Regions from separate parts of the Homo sapiens genome. Here region 2 is linked to region 1. The links are chromatin contacts, found by Hi-C or POLR2A ChIA-PET in ENCODE. All regions are on one chromosome and are shown on one strand. Each heading gives the region's core, a stretch centred on a gene start or an enhancer-like site at or near the end of the contact. The rest is flanking DNA. Distances are from core to core; before and after follow the strand shown.

What was found. Hi-C counts contacts between places; a loop is a spot of excess contacts on that map. ChIA-PET counts read pairs that join two places held with the same protein, here RNA polymerase II (POLR2A). Pooled maps may share reads with other maps.
Region 2: a loop to region 1 is called in a pooled map, with 2.1 times the contacts of the local background. The contact joins two enhancer-like sites. A Hi-C loop is called at or near these places in 2 of 50 pooled maps. POLR2A ChIA-PET finds 5 or more read pairs at or near these places in 3 of 52 experiments (CD8-positive, alpha-beta memory T cell, OCI-LY7 and activated T-cell).

Annotation. Positions count from the first base shown.
Region 1 is chr17:64,392,024-64,398,710 of GRCh38, reverse strand. No RefSeq gene overlaps it. Among named protein-coding and RNA genes, the nearest start is that of PECAM1, 4.5 kb to the right of the region's middle. Within about 2 kb of position 2,354, at least 2 of the 41 ENCODE cell types and tissues checked have a DNase peak (open chromatin) inside an H3K27ac peak, as active enhancers do.
Region 2 is chr17:64,452,871-64,459,557 of GRCh38, reverse strand. It overlaps MILR1 (mast cell immunoglobulin like receptor 1), which reads right to left. Exons shown (of 10, transcript NM_001085423.2): 4 at 1,874-2,158. Among named protein-coding and RNA genes, the nearest start is that of MILR1, 7.1 kb to the right of the region's middle. RefSeq lists an enhancer at 2,153-2,212. Within about 2 kb of position 3,142, at least 5 of the 41 ENCODE cell types and tissues checked have a DNase peak (open chromatin) inside an H3K27ac peak, as active enhancers do.

The DNA of each region.
Region 1 (6,687 bases), core at 1,105-3,604:
AACAGACAGGGAACCCAGGCTTCTGATTTACGCATTAGTGCACGTTCACTCCCAGGCTGGGGTGTGTCCCAAACCCAGTGGATGGGGGCTGTTGAGTCTGGCTCATCAACTCTCCAAGACTAATGAGATCTGAGGCTACAGGTGGGGGAAATGGAACGGCCGGTGAATCTCATTTCCAATCACCATTGTCATGAAATAGGTGGTTGGCCTGCTGTGCCCTCCGACATGTCTGTTGCCCACCTGCCTCCGCCTTCCTCCCCCCACTCCACCTCCAGTTGCTCAGAAAAACCACTTCCTGAAGTTTATTCCAGCAGACAGCTTTTTCTGTGCAGTTAACGAGTCGCTATGTTTCGGATCTGCGTTACTTCCCCGGTATTTGAAGGCAGGAGCACTGCAGGTAGGAATAACTGTGTGTCTGTCCTCCTTCAATTCTGCTTGGCTGAGAAGAAGCGAACAACACCATGGGAGAAACAGGGTCCTGGGTGAGTTTGTTAAGCCTGGTGGGAACTCCTGGGGTCCCTTGGTTATGTAGGAGTCAGTCTCTTGATCAGTTACCAAGAAGCCAAAGCCGTGTGGGAACCTTTGCCTCAACCCAATCAAGGAATCCACCAAGGTCAAGGGGAAGAAGTGAGGAGAAAGGAGAGGCCCACAAACGAATAAAAACCCATTCAATTTACTATATTGAAAAAGGCCAGGCCAGGCATAGTGGCTCATGCCTATAATCCCAGCACTTTGGGAGGCTGAGGCTGGAGGATCTTCTGAGACAAGAAGCTGGATTCCAGCCTGGGCAAGACCCTGTCTCTACAAAAAGTAAAAAATTAGCTGTGCGTGGTGGTGCACACCTGTAGTCCCAGCTACTTGGGAGGCTGAGGTGGGAGGATTGCTTGAGCTCAGGAGTTTGAGGCTGCCGTGAGCCATGATTGTGCCACTGCACTCCAGCCTAGGAGACAGAGTGAGACCCTGTCTCAAAAAAAAGATGTTGGCTGGGTGCGGTGGTTCATGCCTGTAATCTCAGCAGTTTGGGAGGTTGAGGTGGGCGGATTGCTTATGGTCAGGAGTTTGAGACCAGCCTGGCCAACATGGTGACATCCCATCTCTACTAAAAATACAAAAATTAGCTGGGCATGGTGGTGCACACCTGTGATCCCAGCTACTCGGGAGGCTGAGGCAGGAGAGTTGCTTGAACCCAGGAGGCAGAGGTTGCAGCAAGCCAAGATTGCGGCACTGCACTCCAGCCTGGGCCACAGAGCAAGACCCTGTCTCAAAAAAAAAAAAAAAAAAAAAAAAGGCCAGGCGCGGTGGCTCACGCCTGTAATCCCAGCACTTTGGGAGGCCGAGGCGGGCGGATCACGAGGTCAGGAGATCGAGACCATCCTGGCTAACACGGTGAAACCCTGTCTCTACTAAAAATACAAAAAATTAGCCAGGCGTGGTGGCAGGTGCCTGTAATCCCAGCTACTCCAGAGGCTGAGGCAGAGAATTGCTTGAACCTGGGAGGTGGAGGTTGCAGTGAGCCGAGATTGTGCCACTGTGCTCCAGCCTGGGCAACAGAGAGAGACTCTGTCTCAAAAAAAAAAAAAAAAGAAAAAGAAAAAAGACACACCAAAGATAATGATAATAATAATAAAAGGTACATACTGTATGAATCTTTACAAAATTCCAGAACATGGAAACTAATCAGAAAGCAGATCAATCTTTGCAGTGGGGAGGGTGCAGAGGGCAAGGGAGACGAGGGGCATAGGAACCTTTTGGGGGTGGTGGATGTGTCTGCTTCCTTGATTGTGGAGGTTGTTTCATCAGTATACACATGTCAACACTTTTCTGAGTGTATACTTTAAACACAGCTTATTTTATGTCAATTATATAATACTTCATAAAGCTGAACAGAAATTCAATTTCTTAATTAAAATTTTAAAGGTAATACTGCCGGGCACGGTGGCTCCCGCCTGTAATCCCAGCAGTTTGGGAGACCAAGGTGGGTGGGTGGATCACCCGAGGTCAGGAGTTCAAGACCAGTCTGGCCAACACGGTGAAACCCCATCTCTACTAAAAATACGAAAATTAGCTGGGCATGGTGGCACATGCCTGTAGTCCCAGCTACTCAGGAGGCTGAGGCAGGAGAATCACTTGAACCCTGGAGGTGGAGGTTGCAGTGAGCTGAGATAGTGCCACTGCACAACAGCCTGGGCAACAGCGCAAGACTCCATCTCAAAAAAAAAAGAAAAAAGTGAAAGGGTAATACAGTCACATGATTTAAATAACAAAAGTACAGAAAGCTTTACAAAGAAAAGTCCCCAACTGCTCAGTTTCTGCCACCCACCCCTCTGCCACAGATAATAAGAATCCTTTGCATCCTTACTGACTTTCTACAAGTTAATGTTTACCCTCCCCTACTGATTGTAAAGTATTCTAGTCTACTGTAAATAGCAAGTCAAACAAACGTTAATAACCTTAGAGTGTGAGGTAAACCCTGGACAGGCATGCAGTACTCATTTTTGCCTATTTCCAATTTCAGATACTTTTTCTTACATTATGGAAACTATCTGTTCATATTCTTTGCCCATTTTTCTATTGGATTGTTGGTCTTTTCTTTTTCTTCTTCTCTTTTATTTTCTTTCTTTTAATCAGGCAGCCTCCCAAGCCAGAGTAGCTTAGACAGACTCCCGAACTTTTTCTTCTTAATTTATGAGTGTTCTTCACACACTAGGGAAGTTAGCTCTTTGTCCGTGATGTGAGTTGCAAACATTTTTTCCAGTTAGTAGTTTTTCTCTTGACTAATTTTTTTTTTTTTTTTTTTGGCAAAACAGAACTTTTTTTTCATAAAGTACAATTTATCAATCAATTTTATGGCTTCTGGATTTTAAGTTTTAGTTAAACCAGCCTCTGCCATTCAAGGTTGTAAGGACTTCTTTTCTTCTTTTGTATTTTCTTCTAGAACTTTTTTTTTTTTTTTTTTTTGCGAGACAGAGTCTTGCTCTGTTGCCCAGGCTGAAGTGCAGTGGCATGATCTTGGCTCATTGCAACCTCTGCCTCCCAGGTTCAAGTGATTCTCCTGCCTCAGCTTCCCAAGTAGCTGGGACTACAGGCATGTGCCACCACGCCTAGCTAATTTTTGTATTTTTTAGTAGAGACAGGGTTTCACTATATGTGGGCCAGGCTGGCCTTGAACCCCTGACCTCAGATGATCTGCCCACCTCGGCCTCCCAAAGTGCTGGGATTACAAGCATGAGCCACTGTGCCTGGCCCCTTCTAGGACTCTTATGGGTTTATTTGTACATTCATATCACTGGTCCATTTGGAATGTATTCTGGTACACAGTGTGAATTATGGGATACAATTTTTCAATTTTCTAAAAAAAACATTTATTTTTGAAATAAAGCTTTATTTTATCATGGTATCCTGAAAATATTAGAATCATTTATGAAGCAATTGCCACATTTTAGAAATTTACTTTGGAACTTGAGGGCACGGGGTCTGGGGTCTTGGCATTTATCACTATCATTTGAATTGTTGCTCTGCAAAAGGTGCTTACTCTGCAGTGTCTAAAAATTACCATTGAAGCCAAAATTTATTTTATTAATCATGGTGTTTCCTTTTCTGTTCCCACATCAAAATTTGGTAGATGGGTGAGGGTAATTTCCAGTAGGTTGCCAAAGAAGATAGCTTATAGTGGGGAATGGCGAGCACAAAACAACAGCAAATAACGCAATGGAAAACATTCCTTTAGAAATAAATGGGTAAAGTGTGTATTGCTGTTCAAGGCTCTTATCAAAACTTCCACTGAACCATAGGTCAGAGAGAGGAATTGTTTTCTAGCTGGAAGCCATTACTTCTTGGTTCTTGCCCTGAGGTAGAGGAATCTGGTTTTGACTGTGGCCAGTTTGTATCTGTCTTAGCTTTACCATGGGGAAGTCCTAGAGGGTGGCATTTCAGAAACAATATGGCACCCTCAAGGCAGTGATCATCTGATTCAGACAATACAGTAGTTTGTCTTCATCCATCTAGACAATCATCCATTGCACTAATGCTTTTTCATCATCTACTAGGTTCCAGACACTCTCCCTGTCATCAAGGAGATTGCAGTCCATTTGGGGGAGGACAGGCCATTATGACACATCCTATAATAAAAGTGTCTGGCTGGGCGCGGTGGCTCACGCCTGTAATCCCAGCACTTTGGGAGGCTGAGGTGGGTGGATCACAAGGTCAGGAGGTCGAGACCATCCTGGCTAACACGGTGAAACCCGTCTCTACTAAAAATACAAAAAATTAGCCGGGTGTGGTGGGGGGCGCCTGTAGTCCCAGCTACTTGGGAGGCTGAGGCAGGAGAATGGCGTGAACCCGGGAGGCAGAGCTTGCAGTGAGCCAGGATTGCGCCACTGCACTGCAGCCTGGGCGACAGAGCGAGACTCCATCTCAAAAAAAAATAAAAGGGTCCGACAGCTGGGCCCGGTGGCTCACACCTGTAATCCCAGCACTTTGGGAGGCCAAGGTGGGCGATCACCTGAGGTCAGGAGTTCAAGACCAGCCTGGCTAACATGGTGAAACCCCGTCTCTACTAAAAATACAAAAATTATCCGGGCATGGTGACGCATGCCTGTAATTCTAGCTACTTGGGAGGCTGAGGTAGGAGAATTGCCTGAACCCGTGAGGTGGAGGTTGCAGTGAGCCAAGATCACGCCACCGCACTCTAGCCTGGGCGACAGAGCAAGACTCTGTCTCAAAAAAAAAAAAAGTATCCGACAGAGGGAAAACCAGGGAGGTAAGGGGGTTGCAGAGGAAGGGCAGCTCAGTCTGGGGAAGACGAGGAAAAATTCTGGAGAAATGGATTCCTGAACTGAGTTAGGAAGGATGGGTAGGAATTTGCTTGGAAAGAAGTGGGGAAGGCATTCCAAGTAGGGGAGCAGCCCCGACAAAGGCACAGACAGATGAAGAGTGCTAGGAACTAGAAATTCTAGCAGCCATAATGTAGGTGCAAGGAAGGAAGTGGTGAGAGACTAGGCTTGAAAGGTAAGCAAAGGCTGTATTATGGCAGGCTGTAAATTGACTTTTTCTGGTCTCAAACAGAGGAGTGAAAGGAAATGATGTATATCTTTTTTTTTTTTGAGACAGTGTTTCACTCTTGTCCCCCAGGTTGGAGTGCAATGGCGTGATCTCAGCTCACTGCAACCTCCACCTCCCAGGTTCAAGCGATTCTCCTACCTCAGTCTCCTGAGTACCTGGGATTACAGGCATGCGCCACCACACCCGATTAATTTTTGTATTTTTAGTAAGGACGGAGTTTCTCCATGTTGGTCAGGCTGGTCTCGAACTCCTGACCTCAGGTGATCCGCCCGCCTCGGCCTCCCAAAGTGCTAGGATTACAGGCATGAGCCACCACGCCCAGCAGAAATGATGTATATCTTAGGAAGCTCCTGCATAGTGGCCCAGTAGAGTACGCATTTGTTTAGGGGTGCATGCTGGGGAGGGGCCTCTCATAGGGCTGCGTATGTCACCCACACCAAAAGCTGAGGAGAGCTTCCTAGTTCTGTTACCAGATGGTGCCGCGCAGCTCCAGGCTGTTGGTGCCATGAACAAAGAATTGGACATGACACACGTACAAATAGCGAAGCAGCAAATGATTAAGCACAGCGACACTCTCGGAGAGGGGTGAGTGGGCTGACCTGTGAGTGGTTATCAGTGCCGGTTTGTTACATTTCACGGCCTTTTACATGTTTTTCCTCACTTGCTTAATGTCACTTGCCTTTCTCTTATAGTGCCTTCACCCTACTTTATTTCTTGTAAGATAGTTGTTCAACCTTGTTTACCCCCACTTTACCTCTTCTGACCAAATTGCCCATCTTTACTTTTATTTTTTGCGACCAAATAGCTACTGGAAGTCCTTCCAACTTACTTCTCTTACCATGTCCCAACTTACTGCTTACTCCCTTATCTATTATATTACTTTTTGTGGCAATATTTGATTGATGTTTTAAATTACAGACTATAAAGAAACACCATAAAATATTAAGACAGTCTGAGAGATTTTGATGTGTTATTAATATCCACATGGTTTGCTTCTTTTCCAAAGCATCCCATAACGTTTGACTCTATGACTGTAACAAGTTAGATTTTTAGAAACTGATGCAAAGGATCAGATTCTAGTAGTTTCTTTCTCTTTTTTTTTTTTTTGAGATGGAGTTTCACTTCTGTCGCCTAGGCTAGAGTGCAGTGGTGCCATCTCGGCTCACTGCAACCTCCGCCTTCTGAGTTCTTCTGCCTCAGCCTCCTAAGTAGCTGGGATTACAGGTGCCGGCCTTCATGCCCGGCTAAGGCTAATTTTTGTATTTTTAGTAGAGACGGGTTTCTCCCTGTTGGCCAGGTTGGTCTTCAACTCCTGACCTCAAGTCATCCTCCCGCCTTGGCCTCCCAAAGTGCTGGGATTACAGGCATGAGCCATCGCGCTCTGCCAGATTCTAGTATTTTCTACCATCAAAATATCTATTACCCAATGAAAAGTCTAAAGGCCAATCTTTTTTTTTTTTTTGAGACAAAGTCTTGCTCTGTCACCCCAGGCTGGAGTGCAGTGGTTCGATCTCGGCTCACTGCAACCTCCGCCTCCCGGGTTCAAGCGATTCTACTGCCTCAGCCTCTTGGGTAGCTGGGATTATAGGCGTGTGCCACCGTGCCTGGCTAATTTTTGTATTTTTA
Region 2 (6,687 bases), core at 1,893-4,392, 60 kb before region 1:
AATACCAGGGCGTGGGCTCTGTTCTGAGGACCTGGCTGGGTGAAGTGGTCAATGTCCAAGTGTGCCTTGTGCCTTTGCTAACCTAGTTTTTCTTTTCTTTCTTTTTCTTTTTCTTTTTTCTTTGAGACAGGGTCTCGCTCTGTTACGCAGGCTGGAATGCAGGGCACGATGATCACAGCTCACTGCAGCCTCGACCTCTCAGGCTCAAGCAATCCTCCTACCTCATCCTCTGAGTAGCTGAGACCACAGGCATGCACCACCACACCCGGCTAATTTTTTTATTTTCTGTAGAGACAGGGGTTTTGCCATGTTACCCAGGCTGGTCTCAAACTCCTGGGCTCAAGTGATCTGCCAGCCACAACCTTCCAAAATGCTGGAATTACAGGTGTGAGCCACTGCACACGACCTAGTTTTCCTTCTATCCTCCTACCTTGACAAATGCACCTTCAGAAGGACCTGGAAGGTCAGGTTTGAATCTGGAATTCTCAGACTTTCCAGAGTTTGGCATCAGGACGTGGCAGCATGGACAGAACCCACTGAAGTCCCGGGCTGCCCCGCTCCCGACCTGGGCTCTGACCTGCACCCTAAGGGGCCTTGCATGCACGTGGACGCCCCAGCCCACATGTGCAAACACCATCCACACCCCCCATAAACAGCTCCCTTGGCTCAGGTTCAGGGATGCTCATACCCTTACTGTGGGCCACCCTCGGGAGGATGAGCTGGGGGAGAGACTGGTACAGGCCCTGGAAATGGCTTCTGATCTGATTGGGCAGGGGATTTTGGTCCAGGTACCTAGAGTGTGGAGCAGAAAAGTGGGAGTATAGGGTTCAGGTGGCTGCATCCCCACGGCTCCCTGAACCCCTCAGCCTAGGGGAAGGTGCATAGCCTGGAGGTACCAGACCAGAGCCCACTAAACACAGGGCTTGGCCAGAGGCCTCTCTTGCCCTGAGCCAAGGGTGGTGCAGGAGTCTGGACCCATCATCATTAGCAGTGGAGCAATAAACAGCCAAGCAGGAGGGCATGGTATTAGAAATCAGTACAAGATGGCCAGGCACAGTGGCTCACAGCTGTTATCCCAGCATTTTGGGAGGCCGAGGTGGGCAGATCGCTTGGGGCCAGGAGTTCGAGACCAGTCTGGCCAACATGGTGAAAACCCGTCTCTACTGAAAATACAAAAATTAGCCAAGCGTGGTGGCGGGTGCCTGTAGTCCCAGCTACTCAGGAGGCTGAGGCACAAGAATCTCTAGAACCTGGGAGGCAAAGGTTGCAATGAGCTGAGATCACACCACTGCACTCCAGCCTGGGCAACAGAGTGACACTCTGAAAAAAAGAAAAGAAAAGAAAGAAGGAAGGAAGGAAGGAAAGAAGGAAGGAAGGAAGGAGGGAAGGAAGGAAGGAAGGGAAAGAAAGGCAGGCATACAAGAAGGAAGGAAGGAAGGAAGGAAAAGAAAGAAAGGCAGACATACAAATGATGAAAAAACAAAGAAAACTAAAAGACCTGGCAGTTCTAAGACAGATGCAAATTGGAAAGGCAGGGCAGAAAGTTTTGCCACAAGTCCCCCTCCTGCTCCAGTTTCTAGGCCTTTCTGTGGTTCCTTTATGGCAGAAAGCAACCCCATGAGAGTTTGCATGGACTCTACCAAAGAGACCCTTCAAGTGATCTGCCAGCCACAACCTTCCAAAGTGCTGGGATTACAGGTGTGAGCCACTGCACACGACCTAGTTTTCCTTCTATCCTTCTACCTTGACAAATGCACCTTCAGAAGGACCTGGAAGGTCAGGTGGCCATGGTGGGAAATGGGTGGGCAGAGGAGCAGCTGCAGTTTCTGGAAGTGAGTTCAGACCTGGCTGAAAGAACTCAGGTTGCTCTTACCTGTTGAGGGCATGGTGACAGGGTGACTGTATGTTGCATAGTTAGGCAATCTGTTTTTAGCTTCACACCTATACTCTTCCTCTTCTCCAGGATTCTTCTTGGTTAAGTTAAATTCAGCAGGCTCCCTGTCATACTTGGAAATAGCTGGTGATATGGCAACATGGTTTTCAAAGAAAGTGTAATTGATGGGCAGCGAGCCATTGACTGAGAGGCAATGTAATGTTATATGTCGGTCTGTTTCTGTTTGAATGACCATAATGTTCAGCACTGGGGAAGTCACCGGGTCTGGAAGAATGAAAGTGAACATGAAAAGGATAAACAGACTGGGTGTGCTCACTCAGACCACAAATATGAGTGGAACCCTTACTCCACTCCAGGCTGTGGAACCAAGATGAACGACCCCCTTCCTGAGAAGTCAAGAAGCTCACGGCCCACTGGGAAAGGCCAATGGGCATGTGGCCAACCCCGTGCAGTGTGTTGTTAGCCGAGGTTCTCAGCTGAGTGCTGAGAAAGCCAGAGAGTGGAGGGCATCTCTCTGCTTTGAGGAATTGGGGTGCAAGCTTGCCCTTCCTAGAATTCACAATCTATTTATTGTTAATAATGAATATAATTTTGTCAATGATCCAGTTCTAAGTATGAAGCTGAGAAGTGCTTTTTTATGTTTATTTTTTATAGACATAGGGCCTTACCATGTTGGCCAGGTTGGTCTTGAACTCCTGGCCTCAAGTGATCCTCCCACCTTGAATTCCCAAAGTGCTGTGGTTACAGGCAGGAGCCACCACACCCGGCCCAAGAAGTGCTTTTATTCTCAATCCTTGTAAATTTACAGTGGGTTTTTTTAATCCAAAAATATCATTTTCTTTTCAATGTATTTATTTATTCAGAGACAGGGTTTTGCTCTTTCAACCATGCTGGAGTGAAGTGGCACAATTATAGCTCACTGTAACCTCAAACTCCCAGGCTCAAGTGATCCTCCTGCCTCAGCCTCTGTAGCTGGGACTACAGGTGCACACTGCTGGCTAATTTTTAAATGTTTTGTAGAGACAGAGTCTCACTATGTTGCCCGGGCTGGTCTCAAACTCTTGGCTTCAAGTGATTTTCCCACCTCAGCCTCCCAAAGTGCCGGGATTTCAGGTGTGAGCCACCATGCCCAGCCCCAAAAATATCGTTTTCTCCAACTGTACTTTTATTTATAGAACTCAGCTGCACAATTATCTTTCACTTCCTCCAAAGAGCAGGAAGTAACCCTGCTAACTAGATTCAAGAGAAATTCTCAACAGGAAATGGGTCTGCTACACTCTGTTAGATCATAGCCTATTCTATGACCTAACAGAAAAACCCAGCTATACATTTTATTATATATATATATAATGCATTAATAAGACAGTATTATAGGAAAGGAAGAAAAGCTGTTAAGTATCTATCATGTGCCAGGCGTGCCAGTCACATGATCTCATTTGACCTTCACGACAGTCTTGTAGTGTGGATAGTATCATGCCCATTCCACAGATGAACCAACTGTGCTTCAGAGAGATTGAGAAATTTGCCCAAGGTCACACAGCTAGTAAATGGCCGAGTTGGGACTGACTTCAAGAGTCCACACTTAAAAACAATTTTTTTTTTATTTACTTTCTTTTCTGTTTTGAGACGGAGTCTCACTCTGTCACCCAACCTGGAGTGCAGTGCCACGATCTCAGCTCATTGCAACCTCTACCTCCCAGGTTCAAGCAATTCTCCTGCCTCAGCCTCCCAAGTAGCTGGGGATTACAGGTGCCCACCACCATGCCTAGCTAATTTTTGTATTTTTAGTACAGACAGGGTTTCACCATGTTGGCCAGACTGGTCTTGAACTACTGACCTCAAGTGATCTGCCCCCACTCAACCTCCCAAAGTGCTGGGATTACAGGCGTGAGCCACTGCAGCCGGCCCTGTGTTCTCTTTAAACATTTGATGAGTGAGCACTTTGGGAGGCCGAGGTGGGCAGATCACGAGGTCAGGAGATTGAGACCATCCTGGCTAACATGGTGAAACCCCGTCTCTACTAAAAATACAAAAAAAAAAAAATTAGCCAGGCGTGGTGGCAGGCGCCTGTAGTCCCACCTACTCGGGAGGCTGAGGCAGGAGAATTGTGTGAACCCGGGAGGCAGAGCTTGCAGTGAGCCGAGATGGTGCCACTGCACTCCAGCCTGAGTGACAGAGCAAGATCCATCTCAAAAAAAAAATTTTTTTTTGATGAGTGAATCAGTGATTAATGAATTTGTGTTTATGGCTCATAGTTTCAACCCTTACTGGGTTGGAGACAACACTATGTTTTAGGCCTCATTAAAAACCCAGTAGTACAATTGCTTGCATGGAGTAGGTACTCCGTAGTGCCTATTGATCTGGCCTAACTGAAGATGATACAGTTTTATAATCTACCAAGATAGTTTTATTACCAGACTGTGTAATTACCCTAACAAATTGCAGGAAGGTCGTGCACAAAAAACATATGAACTGATGGGCTTATTGCTGAGTGCAGCAGGAGTCTGACCACTAGAGAATACCATCAGCTGTGTTCCTGCCCTCACATATCCATCGTATTCCAGTACCATGTTTGCAGGGATTTTCCCCCTCCTTCTTCCTTTTCCTTTCACAAGGAATATACTCAGTTTATGTCCAAAGATCATTGGGATTTTTTTTTTCTTGAGACAGGGTCTCTCTCTGTCACCCAGGCTGCAGTGCAGTGGTGCAATCACAGCTCACTGCAGCCTTGAACTCCTGGGCTGAGGCAATCCTCCCAACTCAGCCTCCTGAGTAGTTGGCACTATAGGCACGCCACCACGCTCAGCTACATATATATATTTTTTAACTTTTTGTAGACACACAGTCTCCACATAGTTCCCAGGCTGGTCTCAAACTCCTGGGCTCAGGTGATCCTCCCGCCTCAGCCTCACAAAGTGCTGGGATTACACCTGTGAGACAGCGCACCTGGCCAAGATAATTGGTTCTAACCTGGAGTCCGTAGCATTCTCTAAAACCTTATGCAGAAATTTGTATACGTAGTTTTATGAGCATTTCTCTGGAGAAGATATTCATTGCTATCATTGGATTATTAAGACAGTTATAACCTAAAAAGCTAAGAATCACTGAGCTACAGCAATGTCACCCAGTAGAACTTTCTGTGATGATGGGAATGGTCTACATCTGTGTTGTCCAATGTGGCAGCCACCAGCTACAGGTGTGGCTATCAAAGCCTTGAAATGTAACTGAGACTGTGGAGGGAAATTTTTTATTTCATCTAATTTTAATTGACTTGATTTTAATTATGGCACGTGCTTGTAATCCAAGCTATTCAGGATGCTGAGGTGGGAGGATCTCTTAAGAACAGGAGTTTGAGGCTGCAATGGGCTTTGATTGCCTGTGAGTAGCCTCTGCACTCCAGCCTGGGTGACATAGGCTATTAAATAAATAAACGTTGGCCAGGAGCAGTGGCACACGCCTGTAATCCCAGCACTTTGGGAGGCTGAGGTGGGTGGATCACCTGAGGTCAGGAGTTAAGACCAGCCTGGTCAACATGGTGAAACCCCATCTCTATTAAAAATACAAAAATTAGCTGGGCATGGTGGTGCATGCCTGTAATCCTAGCTACTCGGGAGGCTGAGGTGGGAGAATTGCTTGAACTCGAAAGGCGGAGGTTGAAGTGAGCTGAGATCGCACCACTGCACTCCAGCCTGGGTGACAGGGCGAGACTCCATCTCAAAAAAAGAAAAAAAGAAATAAAATAAAACAAAATAAACAAATAAGTTTAAACAGTACCGTACTGGATAGCATAGACATAGAGGACCACTCAAGAGTTATCAGGAAGTCAGGGTCCCTACGCTTTGAAGACTCCAGGTATAACATACATGTGTTACCTAGAAGCCTTCTCTCCTCCCACAGGAGTCCATTATCAAGGTCACCTTCACGGATGAGGCCCTTAATGCTAGGCAGTAACAGGCTTGGGGTAGGAAAATGGGACAGAAAAACACAGAAGTAGTGAGATGTGGCTAGGCAGGAAGAGTGCTAGCGGATGGGGCCCCTGACACTAAGGAAGCGGTGGGAAAGGCGTGAGGCTTTGAAGACCCTCTCCAAGGGGCCCAAGGCTTCAGAAAAAAAAAAAAAAAAAAAAAGCGATTTTTGCCCACACAATGGGAATCACAGAATAAAGTTTCTAGAAAAGACCTCCACAATTATTGTTGAGATATAAGACTTTTGCCTAAAGATATAAGACTATTATCTGACATGGTCGAAAGTCTTTGAAAGAGAAGGTGAAACGGAATGATTAAGAATAGAGAACTCACTGGGCATGGTGGCTTACATCTGTAATCCCAGCATTTTGGGAGGCTGAGGCAGGCGGATCACCTGAGGTCAGGAGTTCGAGACCAGCCTGACCAACATGGTGAAACCTCGTCTCAAGTAAAAATACAAAAATTAGCCAGGCGTGGTGATGGGTGCCTGTAATCCCAGCTACTTGGGAGGCTGAGGCAGGAGAATGCCTTGAACCCAGGAGGTGGAGTTTGCAGTGGACCATGATTTCACCACTGTACTCCAGCCTGGGCAACTGAGTGAGACTCTGTTTCAAAAAAAAAAAAAAGAATAGAGATCTCAAAAATTAAAAAATTAAAAGATACTTCCTGTTGACCAGGTCTAAAAATAAATAAAAAATAAAAAAAGAATAAAGCTCGCAGTAACATACTTTCCAGGTTCTTAAGTGTTCACAAGGATCATGGAGAGCCCCTCATAGAACCAGAAAGCACCCTATAAATTATAGGGGCTCCAAGGAACAGGCACTCTAC